Linked DNA regions of Homo sapiens: regions 1, 2 and 3 are each linked to region 4. Evidence: chromatin contacts called from ENCODE Hi-C or POLR2A ChIA-PET data. All regions are on one chromosome and are shown on one strand. Each heading gives the region's core, a stretch centred on a gene start or an enhancer-like site at or near the end of the contact. The rest is flanking DNA. Distances are from core to core; before and after follow the strand shown.

Region 1 (5,514 bases), core at 331-2,830, 410 kb before region 4:
GGGACAGAGATCTGCAGATTTCAAGAGCATACTGGTGCAGAATTAAATCGCCATTCCACAAGCAGGACCTCCCAACACCTCACATAGGTTTTTGGTTTGTTTGTATGTTTGTTTTTGCTTCTGAGACAAGGTCTGGCTCTATCGCCCAGGCTGGAGTGCAATGGCGCGATCTCGGCTCACTGCAACCTCCGCCTCCCGGGCTCAAGCGATTCTCGTACCTCAGCCTCCTGAGTAGCTGGGATTACAGGTGTGCCCCAACACACCCGGCTAATTTTTATATTTGCAGTAGAGATGGCGTTTTGCCTTGTTGGCCAGGCTGGTCTCAAACTCCTGACCTCAGGTGATCTGCCTGCTTCGGCCTCCCAAAGTGCCGGGATTACAGGCGTGAACCACCGCGCCCGGCCTCCCATAGGTTTTAAACTGACACACTGAGATCAGAGCACCCATTCCTCCAAGCCGTTCTCAACTTGGCCTCTTGTTCACTACTGTCTGTGCCTCCAGTCTCAGTCCCCATCACTCCCACATTCTCACACAGTAATAGCGTTACTTGTGCAACACAACATATATAATGGAAAAGGCCGATGCGCTGGCACCACCTCATCTGAAATCAAATCCAGCACCCAACCTGTTTAGTGTTGGGTAATTTATTTAGGTTGATCACCCTGCAAAACAAAGATGATGCCCTCTAAGGACTGCTGTCAAATGAAATACATTACCACATGATATGCAGTAAGAGGCCACGTATTAGCTGATTTCTTCACCTCTTGCTGAATGCTTAGGAATCTAGGTTCTACTCAGAAAGCTACCATTTATTGACATGTGACCCTAAAAATGCGACTCACATCCTGTTTCCAAATCCTTAAAATTTGGAACTCTGACAAACTATTGAGAGGTGCTTTGTATTCGCCTTAAGAAATATAAGTCATATAAAAATAATGACTCCATCTCAACTTTTGCATCCGGAAATATACATAAGGGAAGGGAGGGGCAGGGATTTCAGCAATTACTGATGACAACCACTAGAAATGAAGGCACCATACAAATGCAAAAACATCGTGGCAGCCAGTGGCAGCTAAAAAGTCTGCCTTCTCTTCTTCGCAGCGGGCTGCGACTCAATCCCAGTTCACTGAGAAATGCATCTCCGTACTCTGAAGGGCCTTTTCAGGCGCAAGAAGCCGGCCGGACGCGCCGCCCTCAAAGTGGAGGGTGGAGGCAGGCTCAGGGGCCCCCTACGCAGCCCAGCCCCGGCCCCGGCGGCCCGTGAGGCCGCGCCGCCACGGCCGATCCAGAGAAGATGCTGACGGGGACGCGGCTGAGGCGAGGCCGCCGCTGACGGACCGCACTGCGGCACCTGCCTCGCAGCTACTCGCCCGCGGCCGCCCCCGACCCCCAAGCCCCGCGGCGCAGGACCTCCCCAGGCACGTCCTGCCGGCCCCCGGCTCCTCACCCGCCACCAACGCCAGGAGCACGACAAACACAGCCATGGTGCCGCGGCGGCCGCAGCACTGCGGGGCGACACGGAACGGGCCGGCGGGACACGGGCGACAGCCGCAGCGTGAGGAGGTGACGCGCTCGGACTCGTCCAGGCTCCCGGGTCCCGTCCCTTCGTCGCTTCCGCTGGGACAGCTGCCGCTTTCTCCACCAATCACCAGTTACGCCGCGGCCTACGGAAGGGACGTAACCTGGGAAGCGACAGCCTGATAGGCGGGACTTAAAGTAACGGATGGAGAGTTCTACCAATGGTAGGCAGCGATTGAAAAGTCGGGCAGTCCCGCCCCCCGGTCGGTGATGACGGGTCAAGAGGTGGAGCGTAGGGCGGGTAGTCGGAATGGGTGATGGAGCTAGTCGAGGGGTCCCGGAGCCCACGGGGTGAGGGTGCCTCCCGAGTGCAGATCTTTCTGCCAGTCTCGAGCGACGGTCTCCAACCAGGGTGTCTGTCTTTCCTGGTCGTGTGCCTCCGCCCGGCTACGGACGCCAGCTGTGAAAGGCGGGGCTGGTTGGGGTTTCGCTCTAACAAGTATACAGACGCCGAGCACCTACTGGGAAGAAGCCAGGCGCAACGGGGAACCCCTGCCTTCCACATAGTGGTGCCAGATAAAATACAGGGCGCCCAGTTAAATTTGAATTTCATGTAAACAACGATTATTTGTTATTATGTCGCAATTAATTTATGGGACATACTTGTATTAAAAGAAGTATTACTGGTTATCTGAAATTCAAATATAACTGGGTATCCTATATTTTGATTCGCTAAGTCTGGCAACTCTACCTCCAAAGACTTTCCAATCTACAAGGAGTCATGGGACAGAAAGTTAATTAATTACTTAATTTGTCCATTCACTCAGTTTCCAATCTGGGCAAGGTGTTCTATGAGGATGTATGAAGGCTAGACATAGTAATTAGACCAGGCTCCTCCCCTCCCGCAGTTCATAGTCTTTTGCCTATGATGTGAGGCAAGAAGGGACACACTATAGCGTCTGTAGGTAGAAAATGACGCCCCAGCTGATGACCTTGAAAGGTGGAAATGATTTCATATCCAAGGATAGGAGATGGGGAGATTGTTCCAGTGAAAACTGTAGTTAAGGTGGGGAGAAAGCCCCGTCAGGTTAAGCATCAGTAATCAAATAAGAGATTATATGAGAGAGGAGGCACAGAGCTAAAACTTTCAGTTAGGCACATTTATTGAGGATTTTAAATTGTACATAAGAGACCTACACTAAGCCATTGAAGGCGTTTGAGCATGATTTACTGCACAAATGTAAGACAGACTTATTGGCGGGGGGGAGGGGGGGAATGCCTTACTGTTTCTTCAGTTTCCAGTCCCATTTTCTTCTTGGAGTTTCCTGAGGATGAAAAAATGAGAGCGAGTTAAAAACAGTGACCCCAGGAGTTCCCCAGGTAGCAGACCCACCCTAGGAAAACCTTGCCCAACTGAAAACTGAATCAGAAAGACACTCTCGAGGCCAGGTGTGGTGGCTCACACCTGTAATCCCAGCGCTTTGAGAGGCCGAGGTGGGAAGATCCTTTGACACCAGGAGTTGAAAACCAGCCTGGATAACATAGTGAGGCCCTGTCTTTTTATTATTAGAAAATAAAGAAAGCAAAAAAAGAGAAACACTCACTAAATAGTTTGAACTTTCTAGAACACACTATGCTTACCAAAGCCACTCTCAAATTTAGGGAACAGAGTCGATTTCCTCACCTAACGTCAAGAAACAGGAAACTCTCAAACTTGCTTTTCCTCTAGAGGAGAATTTGTACAAATGGGACTTTAGAGAACTCTGAAAGGGAGAAGAGAGATTTTTCCATCAGGCATGTGAAATTATTAGAACCAAAATGTCTAAAGCACCCCTCCAAAACATCCACTCTAATGTGACTGACTCGAAAAAAATTAATCACTTTTTTTGTTGTTGTTGAGACGAAGTTTCCCTCTTGTTGCCCAGGCTGGAGTGCAGTGGTGCGATCTCAGCTCACTGCAACCTCCAACTCCCGAGTTCAAGCAATTCTCCTGCCTCAGCTTCCCAAGTAGTTGGGATTACAGGCGCCAACCACCACGCCCGGCTAATTTTTGTATTTTTAGTAGAGACGGGGTTTCACCATGTTGGCCAGGCTGGTCTCGAACTCCTGACCTCAGGCGATCCACCCACTAAAGCCTCCCAAAGTGCTGAGATTACAGGCGTGAGCCACTGCTCCCGGCGGAAAAAAATTAATCATTTTTAAAAATTCATTTTTAAGCATGATAAATTCACAATCTTTTCACACCAACTAAAATTCTTTGTCCATCTCCCTGCATGTCTTAGAACAGGTTTTGAATCACAGGCCCTGCAAGAACTTATCTAAACCTTATTTAGGGACATAATCAGCTAAAAGTGGAGCAGACCTCCTGCCATTTCATCCAGCTTAAGGAAACAGGGAAAGGAGTGAATGTTTCTGTTCTTAAGACTTCTAGTACATTCTTATTTCTTTGAATTTGAGGAAGATGAAAAAATTTGTAAATAGACTGGAATATAAAATAAGTCCCCACCCCCCCATTCCCCCAGAAAACCTCACAATCTTTCACAATCCATTTATGTCTTGAGAAATAACATCCCCTTTTGAGCTAACAGCGAATAGTGTATTCTTTACACCTAAGGGCCCTTTTCACCTGAGGTTGCAAAGGGGCATTGTTGTTCTCTACAACCTTGGAATTTAGCAAGATAAACATTGTCGGAAGCCCTCTCCTTGTTTCATAGATTGAGAGATTGAAGCCTAGGGAAGGGCATATGTACTCAAGGTCATATTCTGAATCGTCAGCAGTTCTGCTTCGTGAATGCAGCCCTGCTGATTCAATCTTTAGCGCTCAGTAAACAACTGGTGATGTGCGGTTAACTTTTCCACTGAAGCATTTAGAGATGGATATGTGTGTAGCAGGGTAATACAATATTTGAAGTTATGACCCCATTTGTTAGCCTAAAAGAAGCCTTTCTCCACCCTCCCCACAGGCCAAATAGGCAAGACTGCAGCCATCCGTTGCCCTGAGGGGAGGACTCTCAGGAGAACCTGAAAACAAATGTCAAATTCTTGGCTCTTGAGTTTCAAAACTAGAGGTCCAGATGCAAGATTTGAAAGAATACATAATTCCATTTGCTTCCTTAAGTCTCGCCCTCGTCCCCCAATTAAGTCCAGCAGTGAGTTCTGAGTGATCCCGGAGTGAGCGCGATAACATGAGCTGATCCCTGCAAATGAGACATCCCATCCAGGAGCCCTGTGGAGGCGAAGATCATGCCCCTCTCCCAGACCATGCAGTTAAAATTAAGAATTTATGTTCTTCAAAAGGTACTATATACACTATGGAAAGGTGTGGGGGAGGGGAGAGCAGCTTTGCAGTGCAAAAACCCAACAAATACTATCTAGGCGATGTGATCAAGGTCAACACCAACAGTGATCGGTCATGTTGACAGTGTGTGCCCTTGATGTGATACAATGATAATGGCAGGCACTTCACCTCTATGATCTTCCTCCCCCATACCCATAACCCCAGTGTAATCATGAGAAAAACATCAGATAAATGCCAATAGAGGGGCATTCTACAAAATATCTGACTGCTGCTCCTCAGAAGTCATCAAAAACAAGGAAAGTCTGGGCTGGGCGCGGTGGCTCACACCTGTAATCCCAGCAGTTTGGGAGGCCTAGGCGAGTGGATCACTTGAGGTCAGGAGTTCAAGACCAGCCTAGTCAACATGGTGAAACCCCATCACTACCAAAAAATACAAAAATTAGCCAGGTATGGTGGTACGTGCCTGTAGTCCTAGCTACTCGGGAGGCCAAGGCGGGAGAATCGCTTGAACCTGGGAGGCGGAGGTTGCAGTGAGTCAAGCTTGTGCCACTGCAATTTAGCCTGGGCGACAAAGTGAGACCCTGTTTCAAAAGAAAAAAAAATTAGCCAGGCATGGTAGCGCATACCTGTAGTCCCAGCTACTGGGGAGGCTGAGACAGGAGGATCACTTGAACCCAGGAGGTTGAGACTGCAGTAAG
Region 2 (5,380 bases), core at 1,931-4,430, 420 kb after region 4:
CCAGCCTCAGCCTCCCCAAATCCTGGGATTATAAGCGTGAGCCACTACGCCTGGCTCTTGGCAGTATTTTTATTGGACTTCAGTATTTCCCATGGATGTCAGAGCTTCGATAAACGGCAGCCAGTGCTCACGAATGAAGACATTGCTCAGCTTTGGTCAAATTAGATTGTGTTTGAATCCACAAAGAGGAAATAGGGTTGCAAGCCAGGCATTGTGTGGAGAGAAAAGGGTTTCCTACATTCCTTTAATTCCTACTCAGTGTATCAAGAGGGATGGGAAGAGGCATCAGGAGAGGCTGTTCCTCCGGTCTGGGAGGACTGTGGAAAGATGGAGCTGGAGCTGGGGGAAGCAATGTGATCTACTCTGGGATCTGCCCCGAGGGAGGGAAGTATGTTGGAGAGGGGAGGGGGCATGCCTCAGGCAGTGGTATGTTTGCTCCCGGTTGTAGGGAGGGTTGGGAGAGGACACAGTATGAAGGCGGCACCCCGCATTCATCCAGTGGACTCTGCTTAAGAAAAACTCAATGAGTGGCATGGTGTGGTAAGCAGAGCTGACCTTAGTTCCTTGGGTTTGGCGATGGTGCCCCTGTGTGGGGATGGTGGAAAGTAGGTGTGTCGAGGCCCCGTGGGCCTGGGTCACCGTCCAGATGGCGGACATCACAGTCTTCAAGGGGAAGCACAGCTGGCCTGTCTGGGTGATGGGGATGACAGTGCATGCACCCAGAGTTGGGCCAGGAGTTGTCCAGCCTCAGACTTTAGTCAGGGAGAGCCATCTGCACCTCAGCAGTTACCATTCAGGGGCAGCCTAGACCAGCCACTCCACTGCAATGAGACCTGATTTCTCTGCCTGTGTAAGGTCTCATGCCCCTTTGCTGTTCAAAGTGTGCTCTGAGGCCCAGCAGCCTTGGCATCACCCAAGAGCTTGGTAGGAGTGCACAATCTCAGGCCTGCCCCCAGACCTGCTAAATCAGCATGTGCACTTTTCACAAGCTCCCCAGGGGACTTGTTTGCACATTAAAGTTTGAGAAACACTGACATAAGTTCTATTCCCTTCCTCCATACACCTAAACTCCATCTTGTAGAAGAGAGGGGTGGTGGGGTGGGAATCTGGGAGAGCCTGGGCATTTGCCTAAAAGGACCATTTAAACAATTGTACTGCACTTAGTCTACTCTGTACAACTAAAATGTCATCACCCCACCCTGCCTTGCTATGCTCGACCAAGAATGGATCCTCCATAGACAAAGTAAAGAAATGAGATCTTCTTTTGCACATGTGACTGTAGTGTGAGTAGATTCGTGAGTTGGCTATGTGCAAAAGAAGAGAGTATGGCTGAGGGCAAAGGCATGCAGCCAGTTAGTGATAGAGGTGGCTAGAATTAGAACCCATATGCTTTTTTTTTTTTTTTTGAGACAGAGTTTTGCTCTTGTTGCCCAGGCTGGAGTGCAATGGCGTGACCTTGACTCACTGTAATCTCTGCCTCCCAGGTTCAAGTGATTCTCCTGCCTCAGCCTCCTGAGTAGCTGGGATTACAGGCATCTGCCACCATGCCCAGATAATTTTTGTATTTTTAGTAGAGACAGGGTTTCACTATGTTGATCAGGCTGGTCTCGAACTCCTGACCTCAGGTAATCCACCCGCCTTGGTCTCCCAGAGTGCTGGGATTACAGGCATGAGCCACCGTGCCCGGCCAGAACCCATCTGCTTTGACCTTGACTTTTTGCCGCCGCTACTTGAAGTGTGCTCGGTGGGTGAGTGCCAGTCCACAGCTGTCTGGCACCTGTCCTCAGTGAGCTAAGTACAGAAACTGGGAGCAAGTGTTTAGAAACTTTTATAGCAAGTCAACAGAGTATGTGTGTGTTTGTTAAATCTAACCGTAGAGGTTTGGGCTTGTGTTTTATGTTGTGTTTTTTTCTGCTTCATTTTTCCAGCAAATCATTTTTATTGTACTTTACAGAAGTATCTGTCCATAACGGATTGGAATTAATTAACAAACAAACACAAACAAGACTGGTCCTACATCCGTAGCTTCTTTGAGAAACAATGCTTTTGGCCGTGCCATTTCAAGTCAAGAAGAGAGATTCTGAAAAATATGAAAACATCTAAGGCTTGCCCCAGTCTGGGCAAAACGCATGAGCACTCACGCCTGAGGGGCCGGACTAACTTGGAAGGCATGGGTTATCATTTCTTTGTGTCCTCAGATTTCCCAGTGTCCACCCTGCCATAGGGAAGTCGGGGGGCAGGCATTCGTGGGGGACCTGGGGCTAAGTCATCCCATCTCCTGGCGCCCCAGTTTCCTCTCCTGCAACTGGGTCACCGGCAAGTGGGTCAGAGGTGCAGTTCTTCCCTGATGTGGCTGCTGCCTGCTCCGAAGAAGCAGATCTTTGTCAGCCTCCAGAGCTGCAGAAGGACACTATCTTGGGCATGAATATCCCACAGCAGCAGTGCTTTTCTTCTCTCTCCGCCGGACCTGGCTCATTCTTGTCTGGCAGAGGAACAAGCGATTTCTTTTTATGAGCCTGCAAACCTCCAGCCTCCCAGCCTCCCAGCTGGCTGGGTGCCAGGGCTGGGCCTGACACACAGGCTGACGTCCCCACCCAGACCCATGGTCCTGGCTGCTCCGAATTCTGGAGCGTCTGAGTCACCATGCCTGAGCCGGCGGCGTCTCCATGAAAGAGTTCAGAAGAATAAAGGAACAGGCTCTCCTATGGGCCTGCTGATAGCAATCTATCAGCATGACTACATTTTGGCCTCCTTTTTTTGCTGCCTCTAATCCAGCAAAGCAGGCTGTGGGTGTCTGATGGTGAACTGCCTAGCAGGGGAGGGAGTCCATCAGAGTTCCCTTCCCAAAGGCGATCGTGTGGGGAGTGTAAACCTCCCTCTGTCCTTCCCCCACAGTACTGTTGGTTTCTGCGCATGATGGAGTAGGGTGGGAGAAGGAGGCTTTTCTGGCTCGTTTGTCCGGGATCCTGAGACTACCCGGCCTCCACTGAGACGTGTGCAGGCCAGAGGGGCACCATCCACCTGCAAGACTACGGTGTCTGGAGGCGCTTGGCTGATTAGCCCTGCGGCTGGCCCCCAGTTTAATGAGCGTGGCGCCTGGTGTGCAGCTCAACCCCTGCTTGTTTAGACAGCCTTGCTGGCTGTGCCACGTGTCCCCTGCACCAGGCCGAGGAGGGGCAGCCCCCTGAGAAAGCCTGTTCCTTTATTCTTTCAGAACTGAGCCCCGGCTGCCCCGGCTTGGGTCAAAAGGCCTGCTGGGGCCTGGAGAGTCTTATTTCCTGAGGGGCTGAGGCCGGCCAAGGGGGCAACAGACAGTGGGGGACACTCGTGGATACAGGTGACAGGGCAGCAGGGGCTGCAGCCAATCTCTCCCTTCCCTGACCAGCCTCCCGGAGCTGAGTGCTGGCCGCATTGCTCTGGCCTCCCTGGGATTTCACATTTGATCGCTTTTCAGTGTGGCTGCAAAGGAAGGCTGCAGGAGCCATTTGGTGGGCACTGGCTGGGTCCGTTGTTAGCAGCATGGTGGGGGACAGAGTGGCTTTCCTAAGATGGAAAGCCTGTTGGTCCTGATTTCTGTACACTCTAAGGCCTTGGCCCTGTCTCCTCCTAGCACGGCACCCTAGGCCATCCTTGGTCCTACCTCTCCTGATGCTGCCCCTCCCCCAATATTTATGCTCCACCCGGCAGCCAGAGTGGACTTTATTTTTATTTATTTATTTATTTATTTTGAGATGGTGTCTCACTCGGTAGCGCAGGCTGGAGTGTAGTGGCATGATCTTGGGTCACTGTAACCTCTGCCTTCTGGGTTCAAGAGATTCTCCTGCCTCAGCCTTTTGAGTAGCTGGGATTACAGGCACCCACCACCACACCTGGCTAATTTTTTATATTTTTAGTAGAGATGGGGTTTCACCATGTTGGCCAGGCTGGTCTTGAACTCCTAACCTCAGGTGATCCACCTGCCTCGGCCTCCCAAAGTGCTGGGATTACAGGCATGAGCCACTGTGCCCAGCCTTAATTTTTATTTTGTAAACTTTTGATTTTGAAATAATTACAGACTTGAAAACTTGCAAAAGGAGTGCCAAGACTTCCTGAATCTACTTTCCTCAGATTCCCCCAATGTTAACATTTTTACCAATTTTTGTGTGCTTTCTCCACACACACACATTTCTGTTTTCCCTGAAGCTTTTGAGATTAAATTTTAGACATGATGCTCCTTGAACCCTGAAATATTTCAGGGTGCATTTCCTAAAAACAAAAACAACAAGGATGTTCTCTTAAATAACCACAGTACGGTTTATCAAAATTGGGAAATATACACAGATATTTACACAGATGTTACCTGATCCCCAGATCTTATTCAAATCCTGTCAGTTGCTCCACTAATGTCCTTCAAAACAAAAGAAAAGAAATATTTCTCTGGTTCAGGATCCAATTCAGAATTGCACACTGTAATCTGTTGTTGTGTGCCTGTTGTGTAATCTGTTGTTGTGTGTCCTATAATCCAGCATAGTCCCTTAGTCTATCCTTGTCTTTCATGACATGAACACTTCTGAAGAATAAGGGCTGGCGATTTCATAGACTGACCCTTAGTTGGGCTTTGTCTGATGTCTCTCGTGATCAGATTCAGATACTGCATGTTTCGCAGGAATGCCACTCAAGTGATGGGTGTCCTCCATGCATCGTATCAGGAGGCACGTGATGCCCATTTGTTCCATTACCGGTAATGTTAACATTGATCACTTGGCTAAGGTGGTGTTGGCCTGCTCTCTTCACTATGTTATTATTTTTCCCTTTAAAACTAATAGTATCTTATGGCTAGAGCAATTTTTTTTTTAAATGGCAATCTGATGACGTCACCTCCTTTCCTAACCCCAGCTGAAATCCTAACTCCTTATCTTGGTGTGCCCAGCCCTATGTGATCTGGCACCTGCTGAGCTCTGTGATGTCATCTCCTATCACATTCTTCACTCCCCCTCCTCCCACCCGGTTGGGGAACTCCAGGCACATTGGCCTTCCTGCTCTTTCTAGAACATACCTCTCTCATTCCAGCCTCAGGGCCTTTGTACTAGCTCTTCTCTTGGCCTTGAATGCTCTTCCTCCAATAATCACATGCTGGCTTCTTTGTGTCCTCCCAATCTCAGCTTACATTTCACCAGAGGGAGCTCCCCAGGCACTCCACCACAGCACCCTGGTTTGGTTCTTAGCATAGGACTTTCTACCAATTGACATTTGTACATTTATTTGTTCTTTGTCCATCTCCCGCAGAAGAAGAAAGCAGGGACCCCATGTACCTCGCTCAGTGCTGCGACTAGGTCCACAGTTGCGGAATGAATATTGATCAAAAATTTGCTGAATGAATGCAAGATGAAGGATTGCTCAG
Region 3 (5,364 bases), core at 2,149-4,648, 490 kb after region 4:
ACCTACAACTGGGAGCAAGAAATGTGGGCAAGGAAGGTGTATACTTTACAAAGATGGCTATAAATATAGCTGCCTTCTCACATGGTCTTCTGCAATGTGACCTGCCACTCATCCATCAAGTCTGTCTTCACTCCTTTGAATCTGGTGAGGCCCTGTGACTCTTTTGACCAATGGAGTATGATGGAAATGAATCTATACTTGTTCCTGGTGTAGCCCTTAATTGGCCTGGTGGCTTCCTCTTCCTGCCTCTCGAAACTCTTGATTTTGGGACAGGGACACATCCTCTCAGAATCCACCACCATGCTGTGAGAAGCCCAAGCCACATGAAGGTGCTCCAGTTTTCAGCCCCAGCTGAGCTACCGGTCAACAGCCAGAATCATCCACCAGCCACGTGCATGCACCGTCTTGGACACCCAGCCCAGTCCAGCCTGCAGATGACTGCAGCTGCAGCTGCCTGAGAGACCCCAAGTAAGAACCATCCAGCTGAGTCCACTAAATTCACAGAACCCAAGAGATAATAAGAATTGTTTTAAGTCATTAAGTCTTCGGATGGTTTATTACACAAGAAGAGATAATGAAAGCCAAGGGCCTCAAAAGATTGGAGCTCTGGAGTGCTGAGAGTGCCAACCGGGGGTATAAGAGGGAAGAAATCAAAGGAGGCTTCAAGTGGAGTCAGGCTTACATTAATAAGAATGCCAGCAATGTCATGAGCCTGGAGACCTGAGTTGCAGACTTGGCCCTGCCCATTACTAGCCCCCAAATCTCCAGCAAGTCACCACTTTCCTGTGCCTTGGTTTTCTCATCTGTAAAATGGAGCCGATTCATTCAACAGAGTATTGTATATGGGTCCTAATTGGGGCAGGCAATACAAAGATCAGTGCTGATCAGCCCCTGAGATCTTGTGCACATTCTAAGACAAAACTAGGCACTGTGAGAAAGTTTGCATAGAAACGCACGTAAGTGTTAATTACATGCAAATCCTTTAGACCAGTGCCTAGCACATTCTAAGTGCTCAACATATGTCTGCCGTCATTATTATGCTATGCCTGCAATTTATTTCTCTGAATAGCACTTATGCCCTGATTGCAGCTTTAAAGGCTAACTGGGTACAACTACTTTGGAAAACTCTTTGGCAATAAAGTTAAACATATACCTACCTTATGACCTAGCGATTCCACTCCTGGGTGTGTATACCCAACAAGAATAGGCCCTTGTATCCACCAAAAGACATATAATAAAGAACAACGCTCATAACCACTTCATTCATAACAGCCCCAAGTTGGAGGCAATCCAGATGTCCATCAAAAGTCAAGTGGATACATAAATTGCCGTATAATTCTACAATGGAATACCACTCGGTAATTAAAAAGGATGAACTACTGTTTTATGCAATAGCATGGATGCAACTGACATTGAGTGAAAGAAGCCAAACACCGACGAGCGCAGGCTGCATCATTTCGTTTATAAAAATAGGCAAAACTGATTTATGGTGACGGAGATCAGAAGAGTTGGGAGATGTTGACTGATTGAGATACGCAGAAACCTTTTGGGCTGCTGGCAATGTTCCATATTTAACCTGGGTGATGATGATGCAGATATATACATATGCGCAAATGAATCAAGCAGTGCACTTAATATGTGCAGTTACACTTAATATGTAAGTATATACCTCAATAAAAAAGTAAATAAAAAGGGGGAAAAGCTCTCTGTGGGTGGGCTGCTCCCAGGTGGCCACTGTGGTGGGAGCTGGGCAGGAAAGGGAAAGGTTCTAGCTGGGGACTCTTTGAAAGAAAAATGACCTTTTTTCCCTTAAGATGTGGTAGTCCCTATTAAGTCAAGTGACCCTGGAAGCCACTGGGACACTCCCTCTCTGGGGCTGTCCTAGGCTGCTTGTGATACCCTAAGGCTGTGCTGGGGCCAGTGTGGGGCTCCCCCATGGACCCCCAAGTCCCTGAGGTGTGGGCCCTTCCTTCCACAGGCAGAACCTCAGCTCCCAAGTCTGAGAAGCCACGATTGAAAGGGCGGCCACGAAGGATCCTGTTAATGCTAAGCATTAGTGACTTCAAGAACCCAGAACGCAGCTAGGGAACAAAGCACCGGCGGGAATGGAGACGGAGCCGGGCTCAATGGAGATAAGCGAAAGTTGAGCATGGAGGCACAAGGGCCAGTTTGTTGTAGAAATCCTGACAATTGAGTACTGCACCGCAGGAAGCGGGACCCGCTCCTGGAGCCGGGGTCCTCGGGCCAGTGATGGCAGCAGGGCGGGCTTCCAGGAGGGGGAGTCGACGGGGGTACTGGCTGGAGAAAGGCTTCCCTCTGTCCCCTATTCCTGCCCCTATTTTCCTTAAAGCTCCGCTGGCCTCTGTCACTTCCCGCACACAGTCCTGGAAAGGGGGTTTCTCGGAGCCAACAACAGAGCATCCCCTCCACCCCCACCGAGGGGCTACCGCGCCCTTCGATACACAAGTGTAGCTCGGGGCCGGCAGAGCGAGGCGGATTGAGTATAATTAATTTAGAAACCAGGGTGGGTTTTATCACCATCTATGCTGGAGCAGGTTTCGCAGCTGCCTGAGGGCTTCCCTAAGAGAGCTCTCTGGCATCGGACCCCGGGGGTGCCCCCCCACCACAACAACGGTGGCCGTGCCCCAGGGTCGCCTGGGTCCCCTGCAGCGCAGCGAAGCCCCCAGGGAGCCGCCTCCTTCTGCCCTCCTGCCCGCGCGTTCTGTCCCTGGCATTTCTCCGGGGACGCGGGGGCGGCCCGGGGGCAGCCGCAGGCCTTGGCACGGCCGCAGGGTAATTGGAGCGCGCCGGGGACGGGATAGGGGAGGGAGAGGGGAGGAGGAAGGGATGCCCCTCAGGGCGCCGGTCCCCGCCACAGCCCGGGAGGGGGCGGCCGGGACTCGGAGAGCCATCCCGGGGTCCGCGCGGCCACGGAAGCTCCCTCCCCGGCTCCGCGCCGGAGCCCTGCCGCGCCCTCCCCGCGGCTCCGCCCGCTCATTAGCGGAGGCCGGGCCGGGCCGTTCGCCTCCTCCGGCCGCCAATTACCCGCCCTGCTGGCTCCGAGCGCGCCGCCGGGCCAGACAAAGGCGCGGGCGGGGGAGGGGAGAGGAAGGGAGGGAGCCCGGGGCGCCCGCGCCTGCAGAGCCGCGGCGGCGGCGAGATAAGGGCGGTTGGGACGCGCCGCGCTCCAGATGGAAATGAATCCAGCGAGCGGGGCCGGCGAGCGAGGCGCCGCGTCGGGCAGGGGCGCGGAGGTCGGACGCGGCTCGCCCCTTAGGACCTACGTTTTTAACGCGACGACACCATATGGGACCTCCTGTCCCTGGTCGCCCCCACCCCTGGGGGCCAGCCGCTCTGGCCCTGCGCTGCTGTGCGTTTGCAAAGTGCTGGAGCGAGGCGCGCCACGTGCCTTGTGCCTAACGCACCGCAGCTCCCTAAACCTCGCTGCAGAGCTGCGCTCAGCACAGTGCAGCTAACCAAAGCCTTCTGTGCTAAACCCCCAGGCCCAGACAGGTTCCGAGCCTTTCCCAAGCAAAGCCGAGCTGAGAACCTGGGTCTGGGGTGTAAACAGCGTCGCGCCTTGGTAGCCTAGCTTCCGGGCCTCTTTGATGATTAGGCAATTTTTTAAAAATTGGAAAATGAGGCACAGAGAGGTGAGATGATTTATTAACAGCTCCTCAGATTTGTGGCAGCATCTAGGGCATAGTTCGTGGTCTTCTAACATTTTAAATATCCTGACTTTTTCAGGAAAAGAAAAACACACCACAATCTTGCACTCTGATATTTTCAGGTTCTAAAGCCCCTTCGCAGAGTCCTTTCCACCAGAGTCTCTTTCTATGAGAGAGAAGACAGTGTCTGGGGGCCTCCTGACCAACCACAATTATTTTGAGGAGATTTAATTCTTTAGTTTGCATACTGAAAACCATAGGTACATATTTTTTCATTATCCAAACCTATGACTATTATGCTGAATTTGAGTGGGAATTAGCAGAATCACTTAGCCAGGGAGGACCCAGGTCTTTGGGGCTGAGTCTGTGAGGTGCCCATCCCTATCTTAAGCCTCTTTTCCTGGGCAGGGTCTGGGAGCATTCTAGGGTGTGAGGGAATTTCCTGTTATTCTTCCCTGACGTCTGTCACCTTGGCTCCAAGGAGCTTTAAGAGACAACTTCCCCTTCAATCCAGTGCAGGGGACAGGGGTTGCAGTGCAGAGACAGTCAGGGTAGGGGTCAGGGAGACTCGGGCCTCAGGGCACGCCTGTGGGATGAGATGTAGACTGCCCCAAATGAAGACAAATGTTCCTCAATAAAGCGCCATTCCCAAGGGCCCCCCCTTGCTGCCTGCTGTCAGCCGCAGTTTAGGGCCCCTGAGGTCAAGGGCTTCCTCCCAGCCCCCCAGGCTACTTAGCTCTGCACAGAGAATAGCCAGTGGGGGCCTTGGCCTCCTCTTTCTCACAAAGGCAGCCTCAAAGACCAGGCATTGGGCCAGAGAGAGAGAGAGAGAGAGAGAGAGAGAGAGAGAGAGAGCAAGCCTGAGAGGCTCAGGCTCAGTGCAAATCATTCTGTCCTCCCTGTGGGGATGATATCTCCATGAGCTAGCCCTACAGGACGCCATGCATCTGCAGTGGTAGTGGCAGAGAGTGTGTGTGCTTGAGAAGGGGCCCTCTTTCATGAGGACTCCTTTCTGGGGGCCTGGGAGAACCTGCCTTACAGAGCAGTCATGTGTACCTGGGGGTTCCCAGCCACCAGGAGACCCTGTCCTGGGTCATACTCAAGCTGGCCTGCTCAAGCCAGGCCGTAGCAGCTGTTAAAATATCAAAATCCGCTGTGCTCCTTGGTAAACAGCCTCAACTCCCCAAGTACCCCTCTCCCAGGCCCTGCCGCTCTGCCCCCACTGCCCCCTCCGCCTGCCCCTCCATCCAACAATGAAAAGGTTAACAGCAGGTACAGCAGGGGAGCTTCAGGACCCCCGTCTCAGTCTACTTCCCTCCTGATGGGTCAGTGGGGATGACAGGCTGTCCCTGGACCTGGTTTTTACCAAAAGTATTCAATGGCCAATTGGTGATCTATTGGTGAACTTGAGAGACCTCACCCTCAAATATTCCTTCCACGGAGGCTCCAAATATCTCTCCCATGATTCCATTGTTTGTGTATTAATCTTTGGCCTCCCTTATGGTCCTGTTTTCAATTGTTCTTTACATCTTAGTCTTTGTAAATCTTGTGCCTTGGGGATGAGGCAGCCAGGGAAGAGTGGGTGCCAAGAGGGAGGGGCGGTATACCCACCTGCCCTCACCGGCCTGCCCAGCTGGAAGACATGGATGCTGCCGTCTGACTGGGAGGGGCTTTGTGGAGGGGGGGAATGGGGAAC
Region 4 (6,021 bases), core at 1,145-3,644:
GACGCGGGCTAGCTCTGGGGGCTCCCCAGGACTGTGGGAGCCAGGCGAGGACCGCAAGGCGGAAGGGAGTGCTGCAGACAAACCATCGGCCCCACCTGGAAGACATTGGTGGCCTCGTGGCCGGTGGTGAACGGTCTCACGCTTCCCCAAAGTGGCGTGCGCTACTCTAGCGTGGGAGGGAAAGGACACAAACTTGGCCATCTGCCAGAACCCTTGAAGACGCCTGTCTTTGGTGTCCCTCCGCCCCCCGCAGTGGCCCGAAATGTACTCTCCCTCCCGTAGTCCACGAGGTTCAGGTCCGAAACCTGGAAAAGTAGGGTAGCGTGGTCTGGCCTCGGACGGGAAACCCACCCACGTTCTTCTGAGGTGCCACGCGGGGAAGGCGCGGAACAGTCTTCTTGCAAAGTTTCCCGCCCCTCACCCCAGTCGAGTAAGGGCGGCTCTTCCGGAGGTGGGGGCGGGGAACGGTCTCGTAGCGGGGAGTGGTGCTAGTTCCTCTTCCCTGCGACCGCTCGGGCCGCCTGCGCGTTCGCGTCCCCAGACGCTGCACCCCAGTTTGCTGCAACGTCTGCTTGGAGTCGCGGTAGCGGGTGCTGCGCGGAGTCTAGGACGACGCGAGACGCCATTTGCATCCCCCCTCCCTCCTGCAGGTTGGCGAGGGCGGCGGTGTCGCCCGCCGCGGAAGCGTATTCCTGGCAGTGACACTGATTAGATGCTGTGTCGATACGTGCACAGAATCGGGGTGGGCCTTCACCTCTCGTGTGCGCACACACTTTCTGTTGGAAAAGTTGCGATATTTTTTCTCCCCCTCTCGCCGCACAGCTGCTGTCTCCCGGGCGGAATTAGGCGACCACGTTTGCTCAACCCGAAGGAGAGAGGATCGCGCGGGCGCTGGGCGGCCGCCGGGCCCGGGCCGCGAAAATCCAGCCCTGGCTTTGCGTCGAGCTGCTGAGTGCCGCGCTTACGCGCGCGGGGCCAGCCGGGGCCTGGTTTCCATCTGCCCCTTTTGCCTCCGTGTTAAGTTCGCCGGGGAAAACCCAACGATCCGTGCTGAGCCCCTCGGAGGAGAGCCCCCGCCCCACCCCACCCCCAGCCCGATCCCGACCGATGGAAAAAATGACAGTATAGGTCAGAACAGGCTGCCCGCGAGTATTAATATGGACGGCCTCCGTTCCTGGTGCTTGGGGAGGATGGGCGCTTCGCCAGGAAACCGCCGAAGGAGGCGCCATGAGGGCCGCCTGCCCCTTCTCGGGCTAGAAAACGTGGATTCTCAGAGGGACCAGACAAATGTGGTCAGATAGCTGCAGGAACTTACCCCATCTAAATACAGGTTGCCCGTGTATATTCCAACCAAGATCATTTTTGTTTCAATCTAATACACGTTGAATCAATTAGAAATACTGTGAGAAACTGTGGTCAAACGGTAGATAGGAAACTTGCTCTTTGCCTAACATTAAATGTATGCTCAGGAGGTGCGGGGCTGAGCACTATCGGCGCAGCCAGTCTGTGTCCTAAGAAGACAGGGTCCCCTTTGCGTTCCACCTTCCAGGACCTTAATAGAACGCGAAGAGAGGAATTATTTTAGTTGTAGTTTCTATTAGAGGGTTGCTTACTCCTTGCAAACTCCCGCCTGGGGTTGTCGGTAGTTAGTAGTAGATGGTTCTGCGTTTTGGCTTTTACAGTCCACGTTTTTCTCTTGGCTTTTTCTTTTCCTGCGTACACGCTGCTGGGTACGGGGAGGGGGCTGCCCAGACGTGTGCTGCCGCCGCCCTCGGGCTCTTTCTTGCGCACCACGCGGCCTCGGAGGAGGGGAAATGTGAACTCTCCGGGTGGCGCTCGAGAACTGGAATTCTGATTTAGGGCTGCGGGTTTGTTCCGGAGGCTGGCTGGGAGCGTCTTGTAGGGGCCGGAGGCTGTGAAGGGGAAGCCCCAGAGGTGACCCTGAGGCCTCAGAAGCAAACCTGGAGGCGCCCGTGTTCTTTGTCTTTCTCGGGGCTGGCAGCTTGGCACGCACAGTTCCGATAAGGATCTACTGAGAGCTAGAGCGCACTGCCAGCACATTTCAGTGATTAGGCAAACGCCGGTAGCCACTTAAGGCAAAGGCCATTTGCGTTGTGTTTGAAAAGGAAAAGGCAGCCTCACCTAATGAATTATGGGTGACCCTGGAGAGGCCAAGCAGGGGAGGCCGAGGCCTCCCTAGGCTCTTATTTGCCGCAACTCCTCCCCTTTTTGCCAGAGTCGCCATTTCAAAGGTAATGGGAAGCCTTTTGAAATTAGAAGTCTGACCGATTCTGTCTACAGAAGTGGTATTTGCATCTGTGCACCAGTAAAATGTGGCCCGCCAGCGGCCCAGGGACAAGGCCTGCCATACGCCAGCCCTGCACCAGTGTTAGACCAAAGTACATCCCAGAGGACATGGCTTTTGGCCAACTCCTCCGAGAACTGATTTAAAGAGGTGGCCTTCAGCCATCAAAAAAGGTGTCCTGGAAGAGTAGGCTGGAGGTCCTGGAAACCAGCGCTCTTCCCCAGGGCTGCAGGGAGAGAGTGGGTAATGGTGCCTGAGCCCTGACGGAACTTGCTATTAATCCAGTCTAAATGAGCACCATTAAAAAGGACTCTCCCTCCTATCCACCACCACACACACACAAGCCTTTATGGGACGGTCTAGTGGAGACCTAGACAGTTTGAGGGCATTTGGCCTTCACTTTTCAGTGGCCATACAATAGTGCCCTTTCCACCCTGCCAAGACCACTGGCTCCATGTAAACTTCCAGGAACTTTAACCCGGAACTTTGTACTCCCTACCCATCCAAAGGGAGTGCCAGATCATAGTAACAAACACACGTAGCATTGTACTGGAGGCAGCGTTCTAAGCACCTTATGTATGGAGGCATGTTATCCTCAGAACAACCCTACGAGGTAGATAATAGTATTGGTCTTATTTTACAGATGAGGACTCCGAGGTTTCGAACTGTTAAGCGGTTTGCCCAAAGCCGCACAGCTTGGGATAATAGGGCCTGGATTGACCAGAGGGAGAGATAGGGCCTGGATTGACCAGAGAGAGAAATAGGGCTGTGTTGCCTCTCTAGCGTTTTGTAATGAAAGTGATCTGTTTGGGGGTTGTTTCGAGAGGACTGCCTGGACCCCAACCTTCCAAAGGAAAATATGAAGAGACTAGAAGGCCCAACATTTGGCCTTTATTTTGCAAAAGAAAGTTCTGGAGAGTCGTACAGAGGCATCTTACTGTGGCTCCTCCGCGGCAAGGAAGGGGTCAGGGAAGGCAATGCAAAGGCCCCCCTGGCCCACCTAGCTGCATAGCATCCGGCGGTCACGTCCGCCGGAGGTGACTGGGGACTGGGGACAGCCGATTGCCGAGGAACTCCTTATCGCCCAGTGTCAGTGCTCCCGGGTGCCGGAGCTAAACGTCCGCCTGCGGGGGCGGCTAGTTCACACCAGTCCCCTGGCTCCCGACGCGCCCCCGGGCTTCTCCCGCGGAGCTGGCTAGATGCCCGGCGGCGGCTCCGAAGCTCCGGGCTCCCCGCCGCTTGTCCCGCCAGCCCGAGGCATGGAGCCCCACGGCCCAGGACTGGAGAGCCCAGTTCGTCAGTCCAGGTTGGGACTGCTGGTTCCGGGTTGCTCACGATCACTCTCCCCTCAACACCCGTCCGGCCAGGGCGCGCGCGCAGACACATAAACACACACGGCTTCCAAGCGCGCAGCCCGCCTCCCGGGCCTCCGCTTTTCCTTCCTCCTCCCCGCTCGGGCGCTTCGGAAGCCCGTGGCGGTTGTGTGCTGCGCCAGGGAAGAGTCCGGGTCGGGGAGACCGCGCTGCCCTCTTTCCCCCCAAGGTCTGCGCGCACGCTAGTATCCTTAGGAAGCACAGTCAGGCTTGTGGGTTCCCATCTTCCCGGGAAATGACGGCTGCTGGCGAGGACCTGTTCGCTCCGTGTTTCGCAATGGCCCGGGGATCAGAGGAGAGGACCGGGCGGTGGGGCCTGCGCGTGGATGAGGGTGGCGGTAAATCCCCTCTCCCGCGAAGGTGGCTGAGCCTCCGGCCACCGCTAGTAGTAGTCTACCCTGCTCGTCTTGCATTGGCCGCAGCTTGACTCCCCTGCGTGCCGCGGGTCGGTGTGGGTGTCCCCACTCCCTCAAGCCTTTACTTTCAGCTCGCGAAACCCCATGGATCCGCGGCTGGGCTGGGCAGCGCAGACGCCCAGCTGCCCTCGCCAACCCCAGGCCCAGAGGGGGCCAGGCTGGCCTGGGGGCTGGGCGGCCCGGCTGCACTTGCCGGCGTTGAGAGAGGCTCTGTGAGCCGGAGCCGGCCGCCGAGCCGAGGGAGAGAGCGCATCAGCCCGCGCGCCTTAAGGCAGAACACACGCCTTTCCCGGAACCTTGAAACCCAGGGGAGCCGCTGCCATCTTCGCGTGACGAGCAGCGAGACGCCGGTGATTAAGTGTTTCTTTCCGGCTCCCTCTCCGGGTTGCGGCTCTCCTCCTTTCCACAGGGCTGGAAGAATAAAAACCTGGGGAAAAACCACACACAACTGCGCTCTGGTCTCGCTCGCCATGTCCGCACTGGTTTCTTAGGGTGCGCCCACGCGGGGCACCCCCTGCTCCCCTACTCCACGCCTGGCCGGGGTCGAGGGCTGCGTGCCTCGGTTTCCATCCGCTCTAGCGCAAATCTCGGAGTTTAATGGGGAGGGGGCACACATTGCTGAAGCCACCCGACCCCCATTCTCCTTACGCCCCCCCCCCATGGGGATTAAACCTAAACACATGAATCCCCCACCCATACCCGGGACTAATCCAGCCGCGCCTCCTGGGATTAACTCGGCTCACAGGTCCATAAAACACTTCCGGCGCGGCCAGAGGGTCTGTCTGCAGAAACACTTTAAAATTGTCCTCCCGGGCCTGGAGTCGGAATTGACTGGGTGGAGGGAAGTGAGTAAACAGACAGTTGTAAGAGACAATCCGTGAGGTTTGCAGGCTGTGAAAAGAGCTGCTTAAAATATGGGCTGTCGGGGTTGCCTCCAGCAGGAGGGTGGCCCGGGTCCTAGCAGACAGATCCAAGAAAAGGATGCAATATATTCTAAATGACATTGACCTGGAGGAAGGAGGGTGTAGGCAGGAGCAGGCTGGCTTCACATGGCTTCTGGCTCCAGTTCAGTGAGGAAGACTAGCTTCCAGAAATTTGTGGGGGCGAGTGGCCAGTCTCTTCATGTGTAAAATCAGAACAGTAACACCTACTCTGTCCCCCTCGGATGGGTTTCTGAGGACCAAAATGTGAAGGCACTTTGTAAATGCGGCTCAACCCTTCTGCTTCACTGTGGTTAATGTTCAGTCTCTCTTAGGTAGAAAAACCAGTGACTTGCTGATTAGAAAACAAAGTAGAAATCAGCCCTTTCTCAAATCTACGCAACAATGTTCGAGATAAAGGGAACCCAAAAGCAACCTAATATTTTGAACCTCCTTTTACATCATTTCGAGATAAGTTTCTGAAGTAATGAGAGAATCTTTGGAATGTTCTAAGAAAATCTGTCAAAAACTGGAGGTTAATGGGGAAGAAAGGGAGGCTTTAAATTGGGTCAAATCACATTTTAAGAAGGCTGGGCGCGGTGGCTCACGCTTGTAATCCTAGCACTTTGGGAGGCGAGATGGGTGGATCACGTGAGGTCAGGAGTTCGAGACCAGCCTGGCCAACATGGCGAAACCCCGTCTCTAGTAAAAATACAAAAAATTAGCCGGGCAAGGTGGCGGGCGCCTGTAATCCCAGCTACTGGGGAGGCTGAGGCAGAATTGCTTGAACCCGGTAGGCAGAGGTTGCAGTGAGCCGAGATCGTGCCACTTCACTCCAGCCTGGGCAAAAGAGCGAAACTCCGTCTCAAAAAAAAAAAAACCAAAACCAAAACAAAACCGGAAGAAGAATATAAATTTATAGTAGCTTCCTGGCTATATCCCCTTCTGTTAGTCTGCAGAAGAGATGCCCGTTGGTAGCCATTCCCCCAGCCCCAGGACCGAAGGAC

What was found. Hi-C counts contacts between places; a loop is a spot of excess contacts on that map. ChIA-PET counts read pairs that join two places held with the same protein, here RNA polymerase II (POLR2A). Pooled maps may share reads with other maps.
Region 1: a pooled map shows a loop between it and region 4 (9-fold over the local background). The contact joins the promoter of ATP6AP2 here to the enhancer-like site in region 4. A Hi-C loop is called at or near these places in 1 of 37 single-sample maps with no recorded cell type and 10 of 50 pooled maps. POLR2A ChIA-PET finds 5 or more read pairs at or near these places in 1 of 52 experiments (CD4-positive, alpha-beta T cell).
Region 2: a map of endothelial cell of umbilical vein shows a loop between it and region 4 (10-fold over the local background). The contact joins two enhancer-like sites. A Hi-C loop is called at or near these places in 4 of 168 maps with a recorded cell type or tissue (CD14-positive monocyte, OCI-LY7, endothelial cell of umbilical vein and 1 more) and 4 of 50 pooled maps. POLR2A ChIA-PET finds 5 or more read pairs at or near these places in 3 of 52 experiments (A549, CD4-positive, alpha-beta memory T cell and OCI-LY7).
Region 3: a loop to region 4 is called in a pooled map, with 2.2 times the contacts of the local background. The contact joins two enhancer-like sites. A Hi-C loop is called at or near these places in 4 of 50 pooled maps. POLR2A ChIA-PET finds 5 or more read pairs at or near these places in 3 of 52 experiments (HEK293, HEK293T and activated CD4-positive, alpha-beta T cell).

The regions. Positions count from the first base shown.
Region 1 is chrX:40,577,036-40,582,549 of GRCh38, reverse strand. ATP6AP2 (ATPase H+ transporting accessory protein 2) reads right to left here and starts at 1,580. Exons shown (of 9, transcript NM_005765.3): 1 at 1,448-1,580. The coding sequence starts at 1,484. RefSeq lists a silencer at 1,201-1,510 and enhancers at 1,671-1,880, 1,931-2,080.
Region 2 is chrX:39,753,056-39,758,435 of GRCh38, reverse strand. No RefSeq gene overlaps it. Among named protein-coding and RNA genes, the nearest start is that of MIR1587, 82 kb to the left of the region's middle. RefSeq lists enhancers at 2,796-3,745, 4,591-5,380. Within about 2 kb of position 3,180, at least 16 of the 41 ENCODE cell types and tissues checked have a DNase peak (open chromatin) inside an H3K27ac peak, as active enhancers do; they include OCI-LY7 and endothelial cell of umbilical vein, where a contact is called at or near this core.
Region 3 is chrX:39,686,664-39,692,027 of GRCh38, reverse strand. No RefSeq gene overlaps it. Among named protein-coding and RNA genes, the nearest start is that of MIR3937, 28 kb to the right of the region's middle. Within about 2 kb of position 3,398, at least 12 of the 41 ENCODE cell types and tissues checked have a DNase peak (open chromatin) inside an H3K27ac peak, as active enhancers do.
Region 4 is chrX:40,170,229-40,176,249 of GRCh38, reverse strand. It overlaps a transcript of BCOR not described here. Among named protein-coding and RNA genes, the nearest start is that of BCOR, 75 kb to the right of the region's middle. RefSeq lists enhancers at 1,305-1,354, 5,966-6,021, 5,748-6,021 and silencers at 4,081-4,160, 4,181-4,240. Within about 2 kb of position 2,394, at least 31 of the 41 ENCODE cell types and tissues checked have a DNase peak (open chromatin) inside an H3K27ac peak, as active enhancers do; they include CD4-positive, alpha-beta T cell, OCI-LY7 and endothelial cell of umbilical vein, where a contact is called at or near this core.